Linked DNA regions of Homo sapiens: region 1 is linked to region 2. Evidence: chromatin contacts called from ENCODE Hi-C data. All regions are on one chromosome and are shown on one strand. The core of a region is the stretch at or near the end of the contact, and the rest is flanking DNA. Distances in the headings are between cores, read along the strand shown.

Region 1 (2,824 bases), core at 168-2,667, 2.5 Mb after region 2:
TATACCAAGTGCTGAATCAGGTATGAAAGAAACTGAAAATATTGCCTTGGTCCTCAGCTGGCTAACACTGGTGAAACAAAACTACCACTAAACCATCACTATGTGAATCTACACTTGCCAGAAACGCAAAGCGAGAAAGAATGGAGCCTTAACCTCTGAAAACAGAGAAGGCAGTACAGATGAGTGAGTGCTCTGAGAAACTGACTATCCTGTCCAAGTCCTATAGAACACTCTAAGCCTCAACCCAAACCGAATGCAACATTTCTCTCTTAAGATTGGCAAGGTGCAGGTGTACACAAAAGGTGGAAGGATAGGAAAACACAGTGGGAAAACAAATTCCTAATTCCACAAACACATATTATTACACAGTGGCATAAATAATGACTCTTTTCTCCACCAGCAGCTTTAATAACTGAAAAGCAGCTTGCTTTCTTCTTCATTCCCAACAGAAACTGGGGTCACACTTCAATCCCAAAATGATCCTTGCTTTCTGTAACGAAAACTTTAAAGAAAACCTGCCTCCAGGTCACCGAGAAGTTAGCAAACACAGGCTAGTAAAGGGACCGAAAGAGGCAAAAGGTCTGCAGAAAGGAAAACAAAGAGCCAAGCCTGTGCGCCAGGTTCCCACAACGCAAAACACACTTAAGAATCCGAAACCTCCGCCTCTCGAGAACCTCACTGAGCATCTCAAAGGGAAAACGCAGCTTGTGACCCCAACCGAGCTAACAGGCTGTTCAGGAGAGTTGCCAACGCTGCTAGCAGAGCCCGGAACCAAGCTCCTCATCACGCTTGGGTCGGAATCAAGGGGCTGAACCCAGCTGGAGACCCAAATTCTCTGCGGGCGAGAGGTGCGCCCGACAGAAAGGGAGAAGCTTGTCAGAGACTACGGTTATGGCTCCCAGTGGTCCCGCAATCCTTGATCCAACAAGGGTAGGGCTCGAAATTGGGAATTCTGCGTTTAGAGAGTAGGGGGTCCACCCTTCACCAAGGGGGCAGGGGCGAGGCCCTGCAGGCGACGCTTCCTTGTTTGGGGGCCCTTCCCGCCCCACAGACTCGGACACCTTGGCTCGCAGGCACACAGCCTCCGGGGCGCCGGGGCCTGAGGCCACCTTCCAGGACAGGCCAGAGAGAAGCGCGAGGGGGTCTAGGTGCGGCCTCTCCCCTCCGTCTGTCCACGGTTCATGGGCCCCGGCCCGCCGGAGCAACGGGCTCCTGAGGGCCACTTCCTCCGGAGCACCGACCCCAGGCCTGCCTGGCCCCGGCGGCCACCACTTCCAGGGACACTCACCAGCCCATTTCACAGCGCTTCCCAGGATCCACTCACTCGTCCCGGAGCCGCCGCAACCGCGGCCGCCGCCATCCCCGGCCCCGGAGCCGCCCCACACCCAGCGCCCCCCACAGCCGGGCGCCCGGAGATGGCGTCAAGCTCGTCCCGCCCCCGGCGCGGAGAGATTGCGTCACGGCCGGGGTGGGAGAGCAACGCCCAGGACTCCCCGGGAAGGGAGGGTGCCACACTGCCTTCGCGTCGGGCGTTCCCTCTGGTGGGTGAACAAACTCCTCTCCCTGGGACCGGGTCACGTGAATAGGGCTGGGCCCGGCCCCCTCAGCCTGACCCCACAATGACCCCGCAATCTTTCCACCTCAGTAAATTTTGGGGGTTCCCAAACAGAGCCCCGGGGCGTGGTCATCGGCGACCCCCCATTTCCTGGACTTCTTGTCCTGACTTGTGCAGCCCCTTCTGGGGAACTTCGGGGGACCCCGAGGTGACCTAGGCTCAGGAGAAAAGGAGATACCTCTTACCTCTTGGGGACCCAGGTGGAGATAGGAAGTCTTCTTTTTTTCTTTTCTTTCTTTTTTTTGGAGACAGTTTCGCTCTTGTTGCCCAGGCTAGAGTGCAATGGCACGATCTCGGCTCACCCAACCTCCGCCTGCCAGGTTCAAGCAATTCTCCTATCTCAGCCTCCCGAGTAGCTGGGATTACAGGCATGCGCCACCACACCTGGCTAATTTTTTGTATTTTTAGTAGAGACAGGGTTTCTCCTTGCTGGTCAGGCTGGTCTCGAACTCCCGACCTCAGGTGATCCCCACACCTCGGCCTGCCAAAGTGCTGGGATTACAGGCGTGAGCCACCGTGCCAGGTCAATAGGAGCTCTGTAAGTGTTGAGAAGTGGCCCCCGAGGGAGCTAAGAGTGAACCCCACTCAGGATCTAGGGGAAGGTGACAAGGAGTGGAACACCTGAAAGTTTAGAGAGAGCCCGGGGTTTAGTACAGTGAGAAGCAGCTTGGTTTAGTGGAAAGAGGGCTTGACTACTCAGTGAAATATTATTCATTACAAATTAACTAATTATTCATTACAAATTAACTGGTCAACTTCATAGTAACATGAACATCTGATTAACTTAAGTGAAGACAAAAGTGAGCGCCAGTTGAATTTATGTTTGAATAACAACTGTGTTTTTGTTGTTGTTTGTTTTAAAGTATTAGGTTGGTGCAAAAGTAATTGCGGTTTTGGCCACCGAAATGGAGACTTTCAGTTTCTTCAAACTCTGTTCAATAAATAACAATTGGGCCAGGCGCGGTGGCTCACGCCTGCAATCCCAGCACTTTGGGAGGCCAAGGCCGGCGGATCACGAGGTCAGGAGATCGCAGACCATCCTGGCTAACACGGCGAAACCCCGTCTCTACTAAAAATACAGAAAATTAGCCGGGCATGGTGGCGGGCACCTGTACTCCCAGCTACTCGGGAGGCTGAAGCAGGAGAATGGCATGAACCCGGGAGGCAGAGCTTGCAGTGAGCCGAGATCGTGCCACTGCACTCCAGCCT
Region 2 (2,706 bases), core at 1-2,500:
GTCTCAGCCTCCCAAAATGCTGGGATTACAGGCGTGAGCCACCATGCTCGGCCTCGTGTTTTAAATAAAAACTGAAACCTCATCTATATATACATTTTTTTTTTTGAGACGGAGTCTAATCAGATTCCCATTTAAAAATGTTAATGGGTTAAAACCACAGCTGATCCAGGAAGCCCTTCGGGGTGCTGAGCATCATCCAGATTTCGATAACAGGAACTCGGTCAAATGAAGACAAACATAGATACGACCCTGGGGGCGGGGGTCAGGGCCAAATTGAAGCTAGCCCCCTTAGCCCCACTCCGGCATCATCCAGGCATCATTCACTTTGCATCATTCACATTTCGGTGAAATCAACTTGGTTAAACGAGGATAAACATAAATACGACCCTGGGGCCGGGGTCAGGGCCAAATGAAGGTAGCCACCCTGCACCCCACTCCAGCATCATCCATATTTCGGTGAAACCAATTCGGTCAAACGAAGATAAACATAGCCTTGGGGCGGGGCTAAATGGAGCTAGCCCACTCCGCCCCACCCAAGCATCATCCAGACATCAGTCACTTTGCATTATTCACATTTCAGTGAAATCAACTGAGTCAAATGAAGATACGACCCTGGGGTCGGGGGTCAGAGCCAAATGAAGCTAGCCCGCCTCCGCCCCACCCTGGCTTTATCCAGATTTCGGCAAAACGAACTTCAAAACGAAGTGACAGACACGAGCTTGGGGGCGGGGGTCAGGGCCAACTAAAGCTAGCCGCATCTCCCGACCCCCAGCATCATCCAGATTTCGGTAAAACGAACTTCGGCAAAACGAACTCGGAAAGGGAACTCTGTAAAACAAACAGGCTAAACGGAACAGGCAGCCAAGGCCCCGAAGTGGCGGCGGCTGGGGCAGGGGCGGGAGGCTGGATGACTCCGGCATCGTGAGCCGACGCTGGTCTGGACTCGTGAACAAGTAAGGGTCACCAGCCGCCCTATCTGCGTCCCCAGCTCGTCCGCGGCCGCCGCGCCATCTCCAGCGTGCCCGTGACTCAGCAGCGGCTGCGCCGCCGGCCCAGCTATAGGGCGCTCGCTCACCGGTTGAAATGATCCACCACACTGAGCAGCACCAGGGGGTGGACCACCACCTTCTGCACTGCCAGCTCCGGCATCGCGACACACCCCGCTCGCCAGGCCTGGCTCCCTGCCACACGCAAACACCGGCAGCAGTAGCGGTCACCGGTACCCTTTCAGGCCCAGTTCCTCTTCTTCCGGTTCGTCAGCCCTCGCGCGGCCTCCTTCTTCCGCTCCCAGAGTGCCTCGCGCGGCGGGCCCGGATCTTCGCCACCGCCGTCATTTGTGGGCGGAGAAAGGGCTGGAGAAAGGCGGGAATCGCCCCTCGTCCCTCGCCGTGCGTTTCCCTGGACTTAAGGGCCGAAGGGACACCGGCGACTTGACCTCCTGGTATTGGCCTGTACCGTCACCTGCAGAGGCTTTTCGCCTCAATTCCTTCCCAGCACCCTCCCCCCGCCACCCCCCCAAAGTAAATAGTTGACAGTTTACTTTTCTACCACCCGGAAGAAGTTCACTTTTGCTTCAGGTCAAAATCCTCCGCGATTTCTGAGAGGAACTTTAAATCTCTAACATAAGAGCACGCTTTTAATGTAATTTGGTAATTTATCTCATTCTCGTTTTCATTGCCGGGGGAATTTCTCCTTTATCTTTACTGTGGACACTTTGCAATGAACGTGGCAACCTGCAGGTTTCCACCTGTCGTTATATTACTGCGTAACTAGGGCTAGAAGAACGCAATTGTGCCGTTGCTTTTGAAATCAAAATTTACAGAAGCGTTGAAGAAAAGACGGAAGGAAGGCAGTAAGGAAGTATGTTGTGATATGTAGCTAGGAAAGAGAAGACTAAGGTAGACAAAGACTTAAGCTTATTTGCAGGAGGCAAATTATAAGAAAAATCATACAGGTTTATATCGTCTCATTTGAAGTTGCTGTTTCTGTAAACGAAAACAGTACTTAAGCAACCTGAATTATTTACTTATATTTTGTTCTGTTTTTAAACAATTTTTGCTTTCCCTTTATCACCAGAGGATTTTCCCAACATTTTGGCCTCTTGTCTTTTTAAGGTGGACTTCCTGATCTCCAAATGTCAAGGGACACACTCAGTCTCTCTTATTTGTGGGTGGTGAAAAACATTAGCAAAGATTAGACTGAAATTTGGCCACCAATGAGAGACATTAATGTAGTCAGGAGTTTGAATTTGTCTGCATGTGAATTTATCTTTGTCTTCTGTCTGCAACTTGGCTTTATTTTCAGATTTTCTGCTAGATCTGCAAGGAAGTAAATGGCAGGATATGCTTAATATTCATAATTAATTGAAGAGACTCAATGCTATCTTTATTTTTTCATTTTTTTTTTTGGTACAGTTGGTGTCTCACTATGTTGTCCAAGCTGGTCTTAAACCCCCAGCCTCAAGCAATCCTCCCACCTCAGCCTCCCAAACTGCTGGGATTACAGGTGTGAGCTACTGTGCCTGGCCATTCATTCTTAATTATAACTAGAAAGATATAAGGGTTATGTTAATGGGGAAAGAAAACTAAGAATTATTGAATCTATTGAGTGCCTATAATATGCCAGCCCTGGTTCAGACGCAAATATTTAATCCTTTTAATTAATGCTTCTCAAACTTTGATATGCTTACAAATCACCAGGGGACCT

The links. A loop is a pair of places that touch in the nucleus more often than their neighbours do. Pooled maps may share reads with other maps.
Region 1: a pooled map shows a loop between it and region 2 (7-fold over the local background). The contact joins the promoter of ATXN1L here to the promoter of PSMD7 in region 2. A Hi-C loop is called at or near these places in 5 of 50 pooled maps.

What each region holds. Positions count from the first base shown.
Region 1 is chr16:71,844,569-71,847,392 of GRCh38, reverse strand. It overlaps ATXN1L (ataxin 1 like), which reads right to left and starts at 1,417. Exons shown (of 3, transcript NM_001137675.4): 1 at 1,289-1,417. RefSeq lists enhancers at 930-999, 801-1,572, 1,790-1,839, 1,573-2,345 and a silencer at 1,220-1,529.
Region 2 is chr16:74,295,358-74,298,063 of GRCh38, reverse strand. PSMD7 (proteasome 26S subunit, non-ATPase 7) reads right to left here and starts at 1,250. Exons shown (of 7, transcript NM_002811.5): 1 at 1,076-1,250. The coding sequence starts at 1,149. RefSeq lists enhancers at 236-1,125, 1,026-1,335, 1,126-2,017.